2 separate regions of the Homo sapiens genome follow, and region 2 is linked to region 1. Evidence: read pairs that join two places in POLR2A ChIA-PET (ENCODE). Cell type or tissue: PC-9. All regions are shown on one strand. Links, peaks and the distances in the headings refer to the core of each region. The heading gives the core; the rest is flanking DNA. Region 1 has its middle 120 kb from the start of LINC02523. Region 2 overlaps TPD52L1 (TPD52 like 1).

Evidence for each region. Peaks named below come from ENCODE experiments on the same cell type or tissue, not always from the same donor. Only the 100,000 strongest peaks of a DNase experiment are listed, where the experiment ranks them.
Region 2: POLR2A ChIA-PET joins it to region 1 with 8 read pairs; 2 of 35 experiments call an interaction of 5 or more read pairs at or near these places.

What each region holds. Positions count from the first base shown.
Region 1 is chr6:125,553,217-125,562,934 of GRCh38, forward strand. No RefSeq gene overlaps it. Among named protein-coding and RNA genes, the nearest start is that of LINC02523, 120 kb to the right of the region's middle. In PC-9, for the core only: no CTCF peak of the experiment used is centred there; a DNase peak (open chromatin) is centred at 5,879.
Region 2 is chr6:125,160,658-125,170,375 of GRCh38, forward strand. All of the region lies in intron 1 of TPD52L1 (TPD52 like 1), which reads left to right. Among named protein-coding and RNA genes, the nearest start is that of TPD52L1, 12 kb to the left of the region's middle. In PC-9, for the core only: no CTCF peak of the experiment used is centred there; no DNase peak of the experiment used is centred there.

The DNA of each region.
Region 1 (9,718 bases), core at 3,818-7,817:
ATGGAGAGGAAAGAGCTACCAAATATAGGTAGCTAGGAAATTGAAAAGATAAAGCATGTGTAACAATTATAATTTTTACAATTATACACATGATACAGTTTGAGAATTGAAATCAGATATTCAGTAATGTAGTGATGGGAGGGTGTCTTTTTACCTTTTTGGTGAAAATAATAGTAACTTTATAGAGTTTTCTTTTGGAGGGGATTCTAATACCTGCTTTCATTAATTTATGTATTGGTAAATATATTCAGGCTTTCCTGCATCAGTATTTGACATTTAATTTTTAAAATGGTTTTCTTCCCTAAGCTGACATTATATTCCCATTTTTTTCAATTAAATAATTATTGCTCAAAAAACTTTGTTCAGCAAATGTGTCTAATATGTAAATAAAATATTTTCTTATGATTTCTAAAGCACTAATTTATAAAAAAACATTTAAAATAGGAAATACACGTTGCAATGTAATAAATAATGCTACTTAACTCTAATATCAAAAGAAGATAACTTACAGTAACTAAATCTTTTTTTTTTTTTTTGAGACGGGGTCTCCCTCTGTCACCCAGGCTGGAGTGCAGTGGCGCAATCTCGGCTCAGTGCCAGCTCCGCCTCCCGGGTTCACGCCATTCTCCTGCCTCAGCCTCCCGAGTAGCTGGGACTATAGGCACCATCTTTTTTCAAATGTATGTGTAAGTCTTTGCTCAAGAGAAATATATATTTTAATTGAGATTAAAATATCATTAAGATTCACATTTATTTCATTCCTAGTGTCCTTGTTTAACTTTTTCTCTTTTAAATTTGGCATCATTTTAGAGACTGTGACACACCTCTTAGTTTTAGAATTTGGTTCTAGTTTTATCTTTATAAAAATGTTCTTTAAAAATGCAGCTAGAAAATATTTAATGGTAGTTGCAACTACCTCTAAAAACATTTAAAGTTGGAGATAGATTTAAAATGAAAACAATCTTTAAAACAAAGACCATTACAACAATTAAAATTCAAATTTTTAAATTTTTCCAAAATGTTTAAATGACCAAAAATTGTTTGTGCTTTCAATATTTCAGATTTCTCCACCTGTCTGCTGTTCACCTTGCTATATTTTGTATAACAAATTGGAGGAAACAAACCACTTATACAAAGAATCACAATTAATACTAAGAAATATGTATGTCTCATCTTATAATTTCATAAAAAAATTGAAAGATTAAATTTTAAAGACTTCTGAGAACTGTGTGAATTGAACACACATTACCTGTGTTTTGTACTAATTGTATTAATAGTAATTATATCTTCTTACCTTATTTAGAAAGGCTGAGTTGGTGCAGGGAGAATTTACATTTATATTTGAGGAATTTTCCTAACACTTGCTTTTAATTAAGGAACATGGATCACAGTGAATCAGCTAGCATGGGTTTACATAGAGCTTTAGCTAATTGCTTAACTTTCAGAGAAGTGATACTTTTTCAAATGAATCATGAAGAATGTCTTCAAAGGTCAACAGAGAGAAAAAACATCAGTTTTCGCTCCTACACAATAATTTGTACTTTTTTTTATAGAAATCTGGAAGTAATTCTGATTTTAAAAGGCAACATTTTAAGCAGCTTCAATTTTCTAAGTGTCAATTAAAAGCCATGTTTGATGTTTCATTTTAATTGGAGCTGTTACCCTGAACACTAATAAGGTGATGATGGTGGGAAATATAAAATAATATACTAGAAACAATTTAATTTTATATAACTTTTACATAATGAAAATGCATTGACTCTATGCAACATGTTAACAAATTACTATAATGCCATTCATACATCTTTTAAAGTCAAAAATCAACTTTTCAAAAACCTTTTATACATATTGTACTATCAAGAGAGACTAAATTAGAGTTCTCAAATTACTTAAATAAGTGAATTTATAATTACCAAATGGAAATAAATCGAGATTAGCTGAATTAATTTTAACTGCATAAAAAAGTCCATAATAATTGTATACTTAAATTTTTTTCCAACAATAAAATATATCCCAGGGGCCAAGCAATGTCACTGGAATAAATTCCTTTCACAGACGTAAAGGGCTTGATGACAGTTATTTTCCAAGTCTAGGGTCCCACAATCACATCTCTGAAAGATTTTCTACATGAAGTGTTTGAAGAAGTGGTGGACGTGTCACTGATCTCTGAGGTCCATTCCAGGTCTCCTTTAAGGCAGAGGTGGGGCACGCAGGAGAGAAGAAAAGGTAATACTGATAACAGAATCTGAACCAAATGTTGTTGCATGCTAGAAATGATTAGATGCCCTTGTCATGGAGCTGTTACAGAGGTCTGGGGTGAAAGAGGGAAAGAAGAGGTCAAGTGTAGGCACATGAGTACAAAAAATGTTTATGCTATATAGTGCAGGGAAAGTGAACCCTTAACCTACTCCTAAATCCTCTTTCCTTTTCCTTTCTAAATATCCTTTCGTGCTGTGAAGGGAAGAATGGAGGTGGGTCTTATTGCTACTTATTGACACATATCAGGTTTAGCTACACAATATGTTTGTAATTAAAAGCTTCAGCAAGAATATTCTGCTCCTTTCCTTTGAGGATTTGCAGAGCACAGGCTTAGGGCACTGCTACTGAACTGGCTCTCATTATACAATGCCTATTTTAGAAAGTCTATGTCTTATCACCACAGTTACTTTTGGTGGGATTCATGTCGTACACATTCATTCAATAAATATGCATTGTGTACCTGGTAGGTTTCAGGCCCTGTGCTAGACAGTAAACAGATAGACAAAATTCCTTACTCTCCTGGAGTTTACATTTTCATAGCAAAAACAGGCACAGAACAAAATAAATGAGTAAATCGAGTATCATGTTTTATTGATTTTTTTAATACACACTTTTTTCCCACACTTTAAAACATGTAAATTAGTACATTCTAAAATTTATGGTGAGTCATATGTTACTTGTTGATATTTTTCTTTACAGTGGCCCATAAAATAATGACATAAACCTTCATTGATAACACTGAGGATTCAACAAAATACAGTAGGATATTAGGAAGTATTTTCAAAGATAAAGAATAGAAAGTGGAATCTTGCAGTTTTTAGTAGTATGGTCAGGGTTAGCCTCACTGAGAGGTGTCATTTGAGCCCAGACTTGCTAGATGAAGGAGCAAGCCCTGGAAGGCATCCCAAGCAGTGGAAACAGCAGATGCAAACGCCCTGCGACAGGAGGATACCAGACCATGCTCTGGGAAATATAAGACCAGAGTAGGTGGAAGCGAATGAGGTAAGAACAGCAATAGTAAAGGATGAAATCAGAGAAATCAAGGGAGCCAGACTGTAGAGGGTCTTGAAGACCATTGTAAGGACTTTAGCTTTCACTCTGAGTGAGATGGGGAGCCGTAGAGGGCTTTGAGAAGACACAATATGAATCATATTTGAAAAGCACAAAAGCACCTCTAATTGCTGTGTTGAGAATGGGTGGACTGAAGAGAACAAAGGTAAACGTAGAGACCAATTAGGAATCTATTGCAATATTTCAAGTAAGAGACCAACATGGCTGTCTCCAGGTGTTAGCAATAAAGTGATGAGAAGTGGTCAGATTCTGAACAGATTTTGAAGATAAAGCCCATAACTTGGTTTATGCTGGATGCCGGGTTTGAGAGACAGAGGTGGGTCATGGATGACTCCAAGGTTTGGGCCCGAAAGACTAGAACTAAGGTGTCACCATCAGTCATTCTGATTGTAAACCAAAGGTTCCTCATGCTAAATCAGCAAGTTTCTGACTGTGTCTAGAGTTGTGTATCTAAAACTAAGTATTTCAAACAGTAATGACCATGAGAGTTTTGGCTCACCAAAGGAAGGGAAAGAGGAAGAAAGGCCAGATAAAAGGGGATTAACTATTCTACCAGGTTGTTCACATACAATATCATTGAATTCCAACAACCACCATTCAGTGTTGGTATTATTATCCCTGTTTTACAAGTAAGGAGATTGGGCCTCAGGCTGGTTAAGTAACTTGCCAAGCTCACATGGCTATTGCCACCCTCGTAGAGGTGGGAGTTTTCCCCTTAGAACTGGTTGCAGTTCTTTAACCAGTTAAGAGCTTCCAACTCTGCCCCACCTTATTCTCCTAGAGGCATTGAGATTTTTTTTTCTTTCTTTCTCCAGATCAGTGGAAGAATATTTCAGTTGATACAACATAGTATTGTTCCCAAAACCATCCTTCAGCCAAAAATAGATAAAAGGTAAAAAGGGTAAATATTATAGACTATCCTCATGACTTTCTTATAATAGATGTTTGAGGCAAAAATTATAAGACCACCTGATGTGGTCATCAATATACTTAAACGAAATAAAGAGAATTATATATTAAAACTAAGGGCTGAGAAAGGTGGCTCATGCCTATAATCTCAGCACTTTAGGAGGCAAAGGCAGAAGGATCTTTTGAGATCAGGAGTTTCAGACCAGCCCTGGCAACATAGTGACACCTCGTTTCTTTAAAAAAAAAATTAAAAATTATCTGGGCACGGTGGACATCTATAGCGCCAGCTCTTAGGGAGGCTGAGGGGTGAGGATCACTTGAACCTGGGAGGTCAAGGATGTGGTGAGCTATGATCATACAACTCAGTCTAGCCTGGGCAAGAAAGTGAGACTCTGTCTCAAAAAAAAAAAAAAAGTAAGGAAGTAAGGACCTAAATGTAAGTAAGCTTTCTACACTTCACCTGAGGTAGTAAAACTGATAACAGTAGACTGTAGTATGTTATACGTGCATATTGTAATATGGACAGCAACCACTCAAAAGTATACAAAGCTATGTACTCAATAACACTATGAATAAATCAAGACGGAATGAATGAATAGAAATTCATTCTCAGAAATATCTAATTTAAGAGGCTTGTTTTCAACAACAAAAAAATCATTGCATATAAATTTTTAACATCGTCATGATACGTGATGCTGATCAAAGGATCTTTTGTAAATCACTGGATAAGATGATGAAAATTTTTAATCATGAAAAAATACAAAATCATTGTAAATGAAAGGTAAAATCAGCCTGACTGTGTCAAAAGCAGAAAGCCTGGGCATTTCATAATCACAATCATGTCCTGAACTCATAATTTCACTCATGTTAACATTTGTTTTTAAATTTACTGCCTCTAACCTGATCCAAAGCAGCTGCTTTCCCACAAGGAGGCTTATCTTTTTCAGCATGGAAAATAAAATGGGGTTAAAAATGCAACCAGATCCAGCCCATCGCCGGGAAATTTCAGTTCAGAAGAGGATATATGCAGTGCCAGAAGCTCAAACAGTTGGTTTGAAGGCAGGATTATCTTGTTCTCAAGACAGAGTCATTAGGACAAGGTAGAGGGCTGCTGTGCACAGGCGTCTCCACGGCGCACGAACGCCAGACCCCTTCCATTGTCCCTGGCTGGGATGAACTCTTCAAAGCTGGCCACTTGAAGCATGCAGGTCCTGGCTGAGGTCAGCTCTGCTGCTGCTCACCCAGTGACCCCTGGTCCAAGCAGACAGAGAAAGGGACACTGCCTCTCTGGAAGATCAAAGCCCAGCTTAACTCACTGTTTCTCTCAACTCTCCTGCTCAGGAGGCTGAGCTGGTTAATGAGGGAGGGGTGGAGGCAGAAAAAAGGAAAGGCATTTTAGCACAATGTAGAGCATTGCTAGCTCCCCAAGAAACACTATGCTGAAGTATCACTGGCCATAGTGGCTAAAATGTAACTAGCCAGCTGCCCCTGCCATGCAGCATTGAGAAACACAAACAACTGAGGAAAATGCAGGGTTGACAACAGGTAATGAGGTGAGCAGAAATTATGTCGGGAGAGTGGCTCTCACAGACAGATGCTCTCTCTCACCGGCTCACCTTCCAGCAGAAGTTCTGACTCATCACAGCTGTCAAAGAAAGGTCAGAAGGAGGAGAAGGAGCAGCTTGGGGCTGCTTTTTCTCAAAGGTATTTGCTTCCTCTTGTTTTGACATTGTCCCCACAACCTGTACTACAGTGACTTCTGAGCCTCCAGGATGGACACGTTGGTCACTCAGGCTCTGTTCTGCTATTTGGTGATCAACCATTCTGGTTTGCCTGGAACTTTCCTTCTACTGTCCTATGTCCCAGGAAATACCTCATACCTAAAACTCCCACATCCCAGAAAACCTCTCATGGTCATCCTAGTTGTGAGTTAGCAAGATTGCATAGATGACTGTGTGGTTTGGGGAAAGGTAACTATAGTAGGTTGCCTGGTGACCCCCCAGAATAAATGTCCATACCCTAATCCTTGGAACCTGTGAATGTGACCTTATTTGGAAAAGTGGTCTATATAGGTGTAATTAAAAATCTCAAGATGAGGCCAGCTGCAGTGCCTCACACCTGTAATCCCAGCACTTGGGGAGGCTGAGGCGGGCTGATCACGAGGTCAGGAGATCAAGACCAGCCTGGCCAACATGGTGAAACCTCATCTCTGCTAAAAATACAAAAATTAGCTGGGCGTGGTGGCACACACCTGTAGTCCCAGCTACTCGGGAGGCTGAGGCAAGAGAATCACTTGAACCCGGGAGGCGGAGGTTGCAGTGAGCCAAGATTGCATCACTGCACTCCAGCTTGGGCAACGAAAGCGAAACTCCATCTCAAAAAAAAAAAAAAAATTAGCTGGGCGTGGTGGTACATGCTTGTAATCCCAGCTACTTGGGAGGCTGAGGCAAGAGAATTGCTTGAACCAGGGAGGTGGAGGTTGCAGTGAGCCAAGATCACACCACGGCACTCCAGCCTGGGCAATAAGAGAGAAACTCCATCTCAAAAAAAAAAAAAAAAAAAACTCCAGATGAGCTCATCCTGGATTTAGGGTTCACTCCTATAAGAAACAGGGGATGAGACGACAAAGAGACTCAGAGGGGAAGGCAATGTAAAGCCAGAGTCAGAAATGCCAACGCTCACGTGAAGCAGCAAAAAGAAAGGAACAAGAATGAATCCTCTTAGAGCCTTTGGAGGGAGTGTGGCCCTGCTGACCCTGAATTTTCGGCCTTCTGGTCTTCAGAACTGTGAGACAATAAATTGTTCTCATTTTAAGACACCCAGTTTGTAGTAATTTGTTATGACAAACAAGGAAAACTAGAGCTTGGCATCTGGGTTTCTCCCCTGAGGCTACAAGTTAAAAATTTTGGGTGAAGACACTGGATGGCTAGCAGGTGAAACAGATAAAGTATGAAGTCATTTAGGCCAAGAAAGAGCTTTAAGATGAAACTTAGAGTTGTATTAGTCCATTTTCATACTGCTATGAAGAAATGCCTGAGACTGGATAATGTATAAAGAAAAGGAGGTTTAATGGACTCACAGTTCCACATGGCTGCTGGGGAGGCCTCACACTCATGGAGGAAGGCAAATGAAGAGCAAAGGCATGTCTTACCTGGTGGCAGGCAAGAGTGTGCAAGGGACAGATCTCGTGAGACTTACTATCACAAGAACAGCACAGGAAAAGCCCACCCCCATGATTCAATTACCCCCCAACAGTTCCCTCCCACAACATGTGGGCATTATGAGAGCTACCATTCAAGATGAGATTTGCGGGGGGACACAGCCAAACCATATCAGGAGTCATCAATGAGTTTAGCGAATTGACTTTTTTCATAAACACTGCTTATATACAAATTGGCCTGAGGGGGAAAATATGTATATAATATTTTTTTGCCCCCCATAGGATGTTTGACAATAAGTAAAATATTGTCATATATATGTGTAATATGTGAAATATATATTAAGATAATTTTTATATATGTGTGTATATATATATATATATACTTTTCATTTTCATAAAAAGGAATTACCAATAACATTTGTTGACTGATGGCCTGATCTTACTGACCTCCCTCAGATATATCTATGCTCCCATAGAATAATATATCCACATATGAAACTTCCCTGGGTGAACTTACATTTTTTTCAAGATGAAGGAATCACCTAGTTTTACTCCCATTTGTAGACAAATAAATTTCTTTATATATTTTCCTTTTTAAATGTTTTTATTAGTACATAATTATACATATGTATGAGGTACATGTGATATTTTAATACATGCATACAATGTGTAATGATCAAATCAGGGTATTTAGGATATCCATCACCCCAAACATTTGCCATTTTTTGTGATGTGAACATTTCAAGTCTTCTAGCTATTTTAAAATATACAGTACATTGCTGTGAATTATAGTCACCCTACTGTGCCATTCAAATACTAGGACATCCTTTTATCTAACTGTATGTTGGTATGAATTAACCAACCAATGAACTTCTCTTCATTTCCCTCCTACCTCTATTCTTTCCAGCTTCTAATAACTATCACTCTATTCTCTACCTCCATGACACCCATATTTTTGGCTCCACATCTGAGTGAGAACATGTAATACTGGTCTTTCAGTGCCTGGCTTATTTCACTTACCATAATGACCTCCAGTTCCATTCATGTTGCTGCAAATCACAGGGCATTTATACTTTTTTTTTTTTTTTTGAGATGGAGTCTCGCTCTGTCGCCCAGGCTGGAGTGCAGTGGCACGATTTTGGCTCACTGCAAGCTCCGCCTCCCGGGTTCACGCCATTCTCCTGCCTCAGCCTCCCGAGTAGCTGGGACTACAGGCGCCCACCACCATGCCCAGCTAATTTTTGTATTTTTAGTAGAGACGGGGTTTCACCATGTTAGCCAGGATGGTCTCGATCTCCTGACCTTGTGGTCCACCCACCTCGGTCTCCCAAAGTGCTGGGACTACAGGCATGAGCCACCGCCCCCAGCTGGCATTTATACTTTTTAATGGCTGAATAATACTCTATTGTGTGTGTATATATGATATATACAATGTGATATATATGTGTGTGATATATATATAATGTGATATATATGTGATACATTTTATATATATAATGTTTTATATATATATATATCACATTTTCTTTATTTATTCACCTGTTAATGTACACTTAGGTTGATTCCATAGCTTGGTTATTGTGAACAGTGCTGCAATAAACATGGGAGTACAGATATCCCTTTTATAAGCTGATTTCCTTTCCTTTGAATAAATATCCAGTAGTAAGACTGCTGACTCATATTGTAGTTCTATTTTTTGTTTTTTGAGAAACCTTCACAGTGTTTACCATAATGGCTATGCTGATTTACATTCCCACCAACAGTGCACAGCCTCACCAGCAATTAGATATTTTTCTAACAGACTGAGGGCCAGAACATCTTACTCAGCAAAGCATTATACTGAAGACATTACAGTTTATTATTATTGAAATTCTTGGAGGCTAAAAATGAGAAGGTGGAAAGCAAATGCGTGAAATAACTTTGAAAGCTACAATAAAAGAGATACTACAATTAGCATCTTAGCCCATAAAAAACACATTAAAATCATTACAGGGCACACTTCAAATGATGCAACAAGTAGGGAAAAAGTCTACCAATATCCCCAAAGTCTACCCATATCCCCAGAGATATCAGTAGACTTTTTTCACAGGAAAAAAAGGGGTAAACAATATATTTTGTGTTTTCTAACTCTCTGTAGTATGATGTATACCAGGCCAGATGGGGTCTATTACTGATGTCAGTGACTATCTACTGCAGCCCACCAAGAGCAACTAAATACAATTTATCCATTTGTCCACTTTTTTGTTTTTCTTCCTGATGTCCTTTCTAGCCCCTAAACTGTAGAACATACGTCCTTCTTTATGTGCCCATGCACTCTCA
Region 2 (9,718 bases), core at 1,979-5,978, 390 kb before region 1:
CTCCTCCTCTCTAGCTATAAAAGTCCTAGCTGACATCTTCTTCCAGTGTAAGGCTGTTTCATCTATATGAAAATGTGTTGTTTAGTTTAGCCACTTTCATCAACTATCTTAGCCAGATCTTCTGGAGAGCTTGCTGCAGCTTTGGCAACAGCCCTTGCTGCTTCACCTTGCACTTTTATGTTACAGAGATGACTTTTTTTTTTTTTTTTTTTGAGATGGAGTCTTGCTCTGTCACCCAGGCTGGAGTGCAGTGGCACGATCTTGGCTCACTGCAACCTTCACCTCCTGGGTTCAAGCAAATTCTCCTGCCTCCGCTTCCTGAATAGCAGGGATTACAGGTGCGTGCCACCACGCCCTGCTAATTTTTGTGTTTTTAGTAGAGATGGGGTTTCACCATGTTGTCCAGGCTGGTCTGGAACTCCTGACCTAAGGTGATCCACCTGCCTCAGCCTCCCAAAGTGCTGGGATTACAGGCATGAGCCACCATGCCAGGCCTGAGATGACTTCTTTCCTTAAACCTCATGAACAAATCTCTGCTAGCTTCCAACTTTTGTTGCACAGCTTTCTCATTTCTCTCAGCCTTCATAAATTGAAGAGACTTAGGACCTTCTCTGGATTAGATTTTCACTTAAAGAAATGTTGTGGCTGGTTTGATCTATCCAGACCACTCAAACTTTCTCCCTATCAGCAATTAGTCTATTTCACTTTCTTATCATTTGTGTGTTCAGTGGAATAGCATGCTACGTTTCTTTCAAGAACTTTTCCTTCACATTCACAACTTGAATCAAGAGGCCTGCTTTTGATCTATCTTGGCTTTCACTGTGCCTTCCTTGCTAAGTTTAATCATTTCTAGCTTTTGACTTAAGGTGAGAGATTTGTGTCTCTATGTTTCACTTGAATACTTAGAGACTATTATAGGGTTAATTGGCATACTATCAATATTGTTGTGTCTCAGAGAGTGGAGAGGGCCAGGGACAGGGAGAGAGATAGGGAAATGGGTGGCTGGTGGAGCAGTCAGAACACACACAGGATTTACTGGTTAAGGTCACCATCTTATATGGGCATAGTTCATGGTTCTCCAAAACAATTCTGATGGTAACATCAAAGATCACCAATCACAGATCACCATAACCGATTTAATAATAATGGAAAAGTTTGAAATATTGTGAGAGTTACTAAAATGTGACACAGAGACATGACATGAGCCCATGTTGGAAAAATGGCACCAATAGACTTGCACAACCTGGGGTTGCCACAAACCTTCAATTTGTAAAAATAATATCTGTGAGGTACAATAAAGTGAAGTGCAGTGAGGTATGTCTCTAACTATTAAATTATCCAAGGAAAAAATTATTTTGCATTTTATGTTTCATATTTAAAATTTTGTATTGAAGTTTAGGCAATATAATAATAAACCTCAAACTATGGAAGCAAGCTGTTATATATTTTGATTTATGATTTTTAAGAGTATTATTAAGACTATTCATACAATTTTCAAAGTTACCTCCTGTAGTTTTGTTTCCTGTTTAAGTAAAGGTTTTGAAATAGGTGATGATGCATATTTTAGGTGAAGTCAGTCATTTGCAACAAATCATATACCACTGTTTTATTTTAAATTATTTTAAAATCTAATTATACAAATGGCAGCTGTTGTAGTAGATGGGAACATATTTTGAATTGCCTTCCCTGTTATACACCTTATTAATTATCTGGGTAGGCAGAATCTGAGAATTTCTTCAAAAACTTATAAGCAAAGGAGTCCATTTTTGTGGCCTATAAGAAGATGTGCTACTTAGTAATTTATAGTAAATAATAAACAAATACTTCAGCAGATATTGATTCATTAAATATTTTAATAAATACTTATTGATTACTGCAGTAATAGCAAATATTTGACAAGCACATACTATTGGGAGGGAAAAGGGCATAGTGATTAAGATCCCAGGATGAAGGTAAACTGCCTGGATTTTAATTCTGACATGTTACTTACCATTAATATGACCATGAACAAGTTATTCATTTCACTCAATCTTGGTTTCTACATATGCAAAGTGAAGATAGTAATAGCTCCAATATCATAGGATTGTTATGGGGATTTAACATGTTAATACAAGCAAAGTGCTTAAAGCAGGGCCTAGCACATGGTAAGTAGTATATAAATGTTTGCTGTTGCTTTTATTAGCATATGCTGAAAACTTTGCATCCATTATTTTATCAAAACCTTATAATAACATCATGAGGTAGATACCTTTACTTTTAACTCATTTTATAAACAGGGAACTACGAGTCAGAAAAATTAAATGAAGAAGACAGGATTCAACTCCAAGTTTAATTGAGTCCAGAGAATGAGCTTAACTACTATACTGCACTGTGCCTTAATGTGTGCTGTGCCACACGTGCAAAGGGGAAGCTAAGATGAACTTGACATGGTGTCATCTTTTCAGGAGGATAGGCAAAAAAGAGTTGAGAGTCGTTCCTGTGGGTTAACACCTAGAACTAATGAGAGGACATATTTCCATCCCAATGGGATTTTTTGAGTGCTAATGTGCTAATTAGAGCTAATTCACATTGAGGGTGATAATAGCAATAACATTTTAGTGTTTTTACAAATGTCAAATACCATGGCATGCACTTTTTTAAAAAGCATGTTATTTAGTCAGGTGCAGTGGCTCCTGGTACTTTGGGAGGCCAAGACGGGAGGATCACTTGAGCCCAGGAGTTCAAGACCAGCCCAGACAACATAGCAAAACCCTGCTTCTACAAAAAATAAAGAAGTAAATTGGGCATGGTGATGCATGCATGTATTCCCAGCTACTTGGGAGGCTGAGGTGGGAGGATTGCTTGAGCCCAGGAGTTTGAGGTTGCAGTGAGCTATGATTGCATCATTGCACTCTAGCCTGGGCTGGACAAAGTGACACCCTGTCTAAAAAAAAAAAAAAAGAACAAAAACAAAAAACTCCAAACATGTTATTTAATAAGTACAACAGGCCGGGCGTGGTGGCTTATACCTGTAATCTCAGCATTTTGGGAGCCTGAGGTGGGCGGATCACCTGAGGTCAGGAGCTCAAGACCAGCCTGATCAACATCGTGAAACCCCCTCTCTACTAAAAATACAAAAATTAGCTGGCGGGCACCTGTAATCCCAGCTACTTGGGAGGCTGAAGCAGGAGAATCACTTGAACTTGGGAGGCAGAAGTTGCAGTGAGCCGAGATCATGTCATTACACTCCAGCCTGGGTGACAGAGTGACACTCTGTCTCAAAAAAAAAAAAAAAGAAAACAAAAGAAAAAAACCAATAATAATAACAAACTCACAAGGAAGGTAACATTTTGGTTTTACAGATGATGAAACTGAATGACAGACTAGTTACACAACATTCTCCAACTCATACAACTTGGAAGTGTTGGAGTTGGGATTTGAAATCAGAAAGTTTGACTTCATATCTTGAGATTTCAATTACCATTCTATAGGTACTTTGTATGCACAAGCAGTCAGTGTGCAAAGTTTTAAATAATGGTTTTGCTTTATTTTCTATATGATCAAAGAGGCTTTAAACGGGCAGAATTTAATTGTACAGTTCATTTCATATGTGGGCAGGGTCTAAGTCTGGGAATATGAATGGGACTGGAGATCTTTAAGAGTAAGCCTTGCGACATGTCAAGTTGCGGGTGGAGGATGCTCATTTATCAACAGCTTGCTATTTTTGTTCTGTTTTCAAGATGAAGAATTCTATAAAAATCACATGACATGTGATTCTTAAACCAATACAGAATTTTATCACCAGCTCAAACAAAAGTCTGTTCAGATATGTTATTCCACTTGGTGTTCATCCATATTCAGTCATCTCAGGACTTTAAAATAAATAAAAGTCACAGGCTCTGCATGCTTCTTTCCAGAAAGTAGAATCTGTATTCTTTAGATGCTGGCTGAAAGGGCTAATTTCAATGAGTACCCCAAAAAAGAAAGCATTTTATTGCCTCATGAACATTATAATTACTTGTTTACACGAATATGTTTTATTCATTTAACCATCTCCCAACCATACTAGCAGAATAACTACTTTAAGAAAATACCTAGTAAAACTGTTGAAAAAAATGAGCCATCAATGGATTTGTCCTTAAGCGACTCTAGCCATCTCTGTGTTGAATTTTCACGGTTTGAAGCAGCAACTGCAGAAAAGAGGGCATCTGCCTCAGTCATTGATCAGCTGGCATGCTCTCCATGCAGGCAGAGGTTCACCATTACTTCTGTTGCGAAATGTCCCCAACAACACCGTAAAGCCAGTCACTTCTTCAATTTACTGAGTTAAGCTGATCATGGTGGTGAGTGCTTATAGTCCCAGCTAATCAAGGTGCTGAGGCAGTGGGACCACTTGAGCTCCAGAGTTCAAACCCAGGCTAAGCAAAACCCCTGTCTCTTAAAAAAAAGATATATATATATATTTTAACTGTATATATATAGTTTTGTATACATATATAAAACTAAAAGAAAAAAGTAAAACAAGAAAAAATTTACTGAGTTACTACACAGTTAAGAACACATAAAAGGTGACCTCAAAATGTGGATATTCACATCTGTCATCCTACTTTTCATTGAATATTTAAGCAATAAAGTGTAATGATTTGAAATATATGCATTAAATTGAGAAGCATTGTTAATGTACCAGGGAAGGCAGGAGAATATTTTAATGAATTTGAAATGGCTAAAAGGAAGCTTTGGGTCCTCAAGGAAAGATGAATTTTAAGCAATTTCTCACAGTGTGAATCGTTTATAAGTGATGCATTTTGATGCAGAGGAAGTGAAGTTCCCAGAATAAAACCACAAATCTCCAAGAATACCCTTAGTCACCAACATATTGCTTCTTTCTCAAAAGGCAAAAATCTAGCACTTTGCTGTAGCCAGATCATGTACCACACATGAAAAATGCATGTATATGTTACACCTCATCTCCAAACTTACCTATGGTTATTTGTATCTTATACAAATTACAGTTTCCCTGACATATATCTAAAATATGGAAAACTCTTCAACTCCTTGGAAATACATTTTTCTTATAATTAGACATTTCTTTTGTCCATTAATAGCAAGAGCGTCTTGTCAAGGATCATGGAAGCAGAACTGATTCAAGATTAAAAAGATCCGTAAAAGTCACATGAGATGTAATTCTTAGAACCAGTATAGAGTTTTATCACCAGCTGCTAGGAAAAGTCAGTTCAAATATGGAATGGTTCAAATATGTTATTCTACTTGGTGTTCGTCCATACCCAGTAATCTCAGTATTTTAAAATAAATAAGTCATAGGATCTGCGTGCTTGTTTCCAGAAAGTAGGATTTGTATCCTTTAGATGTTGGCTGAAAGGACTAATTTCAATGAGTACCCAAAAAAAGAAAGCTTTTTATTGCCTCATGAGTATTATAATTACTTGTTTACATGGATATGTTTTATTCATTTAACCATCTCCCAAGCATATTCACGGAAGCAGAACTGATTCATTCAAAAGAAAAAGCCAATTTGGGATGGGGGTAGTGGGAGGAGATCTCTTCAGATCTCTCAGTTTTAAAGTCTCTGATGGTTGGATATTTGTAGTTTTTCACTGATTTTTCTCTCTGCATAAAGAGCTAATAGCTCATTGTCTATAAATATTTTCCAACATTTTGTTTTCCAAAATGGACTCATTTCTACATAAAGACGTCATGGAAAGATGGTTTTTCTTCCTGAAGGGTTAGGTCAGCCCTGGGAAGAAGTATAGACCTTGGCTCCTGTTATTCCTCTTTAGATATCCCAGGGTTCCAACAGGAAGTTACAAGATACCTGCACTACCTGTAAAGTTTATTTAAAATGATTGGAAGGCTCTCATAAGCATTGGAGGGGAAGAAAAACTTTTTTTCTACCCTCTTAGGTGAAGTGCCTAGGAGCCTGTGAATTAAACTTACAGCAGACAGACTAGCAGGAGAAAAAGCTTACAAAGTTATTTATTTTAAATTTTGCTTGCACAAGGGTGTCATAGAAAGAAATGAATACCCCAAGGAGTGATGAGATTTGATTTTCTGTATCATTTTACTACAGGAAAGGGAGGTGGAGAAAAGGCAATATTGAGAGAGCAAATGACTTCTTTAAAAAAAAAAAAAAAAGATAAATGGGTCCTTAGGAGAATAGATGGGAGATATGACAGTTTGTGACAATGTCTAGAAGAGAAGAAAGAGTTGCTCCCAGTGGGAGGAATTTGTGACAGCTGAGTTCTTTTGGGAACCTCTGCTTTTAGTCAGATAAAGGATTTCGGGAACTCAAATGCCTTCAGCTCAAAATAACTCTTATGGGCTGGGTAGGGTGGCTCATGCCTGTAATTCCAGCACTTTTGGAGGCCGAGGCAGGAGGACTGCTTGAACCCAGGAGCTCAAGACCAGCCCAGGCAACATAGCAAGACCTCGTCTCTACTAAAAATAATAATTTTTAAAAATTAGCCAGGCGTGGTAGTGCATGCCTGTAGTCCCACTACTCAAGAGGCTGAGGTGGGAGGGTGACTTGAGCTTAGGAGGTGTTTGTCCCACTGCACTCCAGCCTGGGTGACAGAGCAAGACCCTGTCTCAAAAAACACAAATAAAACAAAAAACAAAAAAACACCTCTTATGGCAAAGTGGCATATTTTGGGGTGGAAAACGCTGATTCCTTTCAGCACGCATCATTTGCTCATGTTTTACCCAATATATGAAGGGCATTACCGGAAAGGAAAATACCTGTTTACTCTTGGCCTACTGTGTATCTGGTGTGGCTTCATTCATTTATAAGATGTTCCACCAGGCTCTTGTAGCCCATTCTCAACAACAGTAGCCTTCAAAGAAGGAAGTATATTCTGAGATTAGGACTTGTAATTTTCACGTGACAATTTAGAGAATATGTAGAAATAAGAATACACATTCAGAACGTGTTTGAAATATTGTTACAAATGTTTCTGAATTTTTACAATTTTCAAAGAAACCTGCATGTAGAAAATATGAGGGTGCTATTCATCAGTCAGAAGACATGTGATTACATCGTGCAGTGCTTAACACATGCACTTTACAGGTCCTCCTACCAGTAGGAGAAGACACCAAGACTCCAGGTCCTCCTTTACAGAAGTCATTGTGGCATCCACAGGGTAGGAAAGCCCCATACTCAGCAGTGAGCAATTTTATACATTTGCAAAGCAAATCTTGTACTAAAAAAAAAAACAAAAAAATGGGGTGGGTTGAGTAACAGTAAACTATCATAAAATATACATCTGAAAAGAGATTCAGACATACTTTAGAAAAGAATTAAAGTCACAATATATTTGCCACCTCAAATTAAATTCATTTGATTATGGGGTTGGTGACTTCTTTCATTAAGTGATGGGGAAATAGATCAGTTCTATCAAGCACTGCCAGTTTATCACTTACTATCTCAAATCTTTCAGTTAGACACAAATAGAACTTTGTATGACCTTTGCTAATGGAGAGCAACAGTAGAAAATTATTCATCCCACGTTTTGGGTACTTACTATTAAATATGCTTGTTTGCAATGACCTAGGAATTCACAACATATGCAAGTACAAAACCTACCTTATTGTGACATCTGGCCTCAGGAAGAGAAAGAACTTGGTGCCAGTGTTCTTTGACTCTTGACCCATCATAACGGGCTCAGTAACCTCTCCCCTCAGATGATTCCCTGAGACCCACCACAGGGATATCTTCTCTTCTTAGTACCCTCTTCTCTGAGTACCCTCACCCCTCAAATGATATCCTGAGACTCACCTCAAGGGGGATCCTCTCTTCTCAGTCCCCTCTCCTCTCAAATGGTGTCCTACACCTGCCTCTGTAGAACTTGCTTCTGTCCTTCTCAGATTTTTTTTTTTTTTTTTGAGACGGAGTCTCGCTCTGTTGCCCAGGCTGGAGTGCAGTGGCACAATTTTGGCTCACTGCAAGCTCCGCCTCCCTGGTGTACACCATTCTCCCACCCCAGCCTCCCAAGTAGCTGGGACTACAGGCGCCCGCCACCACGCCCAGCTAATTTTTGTATTTTTAGTAGAGATGGGGTTTCACCATGTTGGCCAGGATGGTCTCGATCTCTTGACCTCATGATCCGCCCACCTCGGCCTCCTAAAGTGCTGGGATTAAGGCCTTCTGAGATTTTTATTTGTTCTTTTTATCCCTTCTCCCATACTGAGGGAAAATAAATGTTTTGGTTTATGTAGTAGGACCTGTTATGTATGTTTCAAACATAATGGCCCCATATAATAGCTTTGAATTTGGATTCCGTTAGAGTTGGAAAAAGAGAAAGTCAGCACTCACTTGCATGTGGGCGCTTTCTTGCTCCCTCTTTCTTTGTGCCCTCCCCTTCCTCTCTCTACCCCTGCTTTCCACCTCCCTTTCTCTCTCTCTCTCAAAGTACCAAGTCCAGTGCTGTATTCTCAGTGCTCATCTTCACTGACCTATTAGCATATCTTGGCGGGGTTGCCCACTATCTGCTCCTTAAAGCACTTTGTTCACTTGGTTTTCAGGATACTGAACAGTTCTCCTCCTTCTTCTCAGTCTCCTTTGCTAGCTGCTGGCCTGCCCCAAGGATCCGTCCTTGGCCTGCTTCTTCTTTCTATCTACACTAGCACTGTTTGCCATCTCATGACTCATGATTTTGAATTGGATCCATGTGCTAACAACTCCAAAATTTATTTTTCCTGCCTGGACCTCACTTCTCAACTTCAGACTGCCTACATGATACGTCTGCATGGGTGTCTGATCAACATCTTGAACTCAACATGTCTAACACTGATCTCCTGAGCTCCCTCCTCCAAAATATCCCTAGTCCTCCTAAGTTCATCCTCATTTCAGTTAATGACAACTCCATTTCAAATGCAGAAGCCCAAAACCTATCATCCACGGTTTAGCTTTGTTTTCCCTCCATTATACCCCATTTCCAGTCTGTCATGCCAGCTCTACTTTCAAGATGTAGCCAGAATGGGACAGCTTCCTACCACCTCTGCTGGTATTGCCTTGGTCCCAGCCTTCCTTATCTCCCATGCGCATTACTGCAGGAGCCTCCTAGCAGGCCTCCCTGCCTTGGTCCTGGACTGCCTTCACTCCATTCTCAACATAGTAACCAGAGTGATCCTTTCACTCATGGTGTATCATGACACTCCTTCCTTTGAAGTTCTCCGGTAGTTCTTCAATTCACACAGAATAAAGGGCAAAGACCTTACAGTGGCCTTTCCTTCTTCCTCTTTTATTTCCTGGACCTCATTTCCTAATGCTCTCTCCCTTAATTCCCTTCGCTTCCTCTTAGGAACCTTTGAGTTTATTAATCCCTCTTCTTCAAGACGCTTCCTCAGATATCTTCTGGGCCTGCTTCCTCACTTTCTTTGGTTTTTTACCTAAATATTGCTTGTCAGTACTACCCTTAGATCTGGCAACTGGACCCAGATCTGTTGGGACAGACAGTTATCTCTGGGTTTGTCAAGTTTCTGCACAACACGTATTCTGATCAAAGGTATGAACAGCTCATTTTCCCTGGACTCTCTTTTCCAGGTATTTGCATGTCACTCACAGCAATAGCAGTAGCCACAATAACATCATTCTACCAGTTCTCTGAGGCTCAATTCCAAAAGGATGTGACAAGGGGCAGGTATTGCCTATTAATGCAGTCAGGTGTGTTACAGGAGAGTAACACTGAGGTTAGGAAACACCGAGATTAGGTTGTGTAGGGGC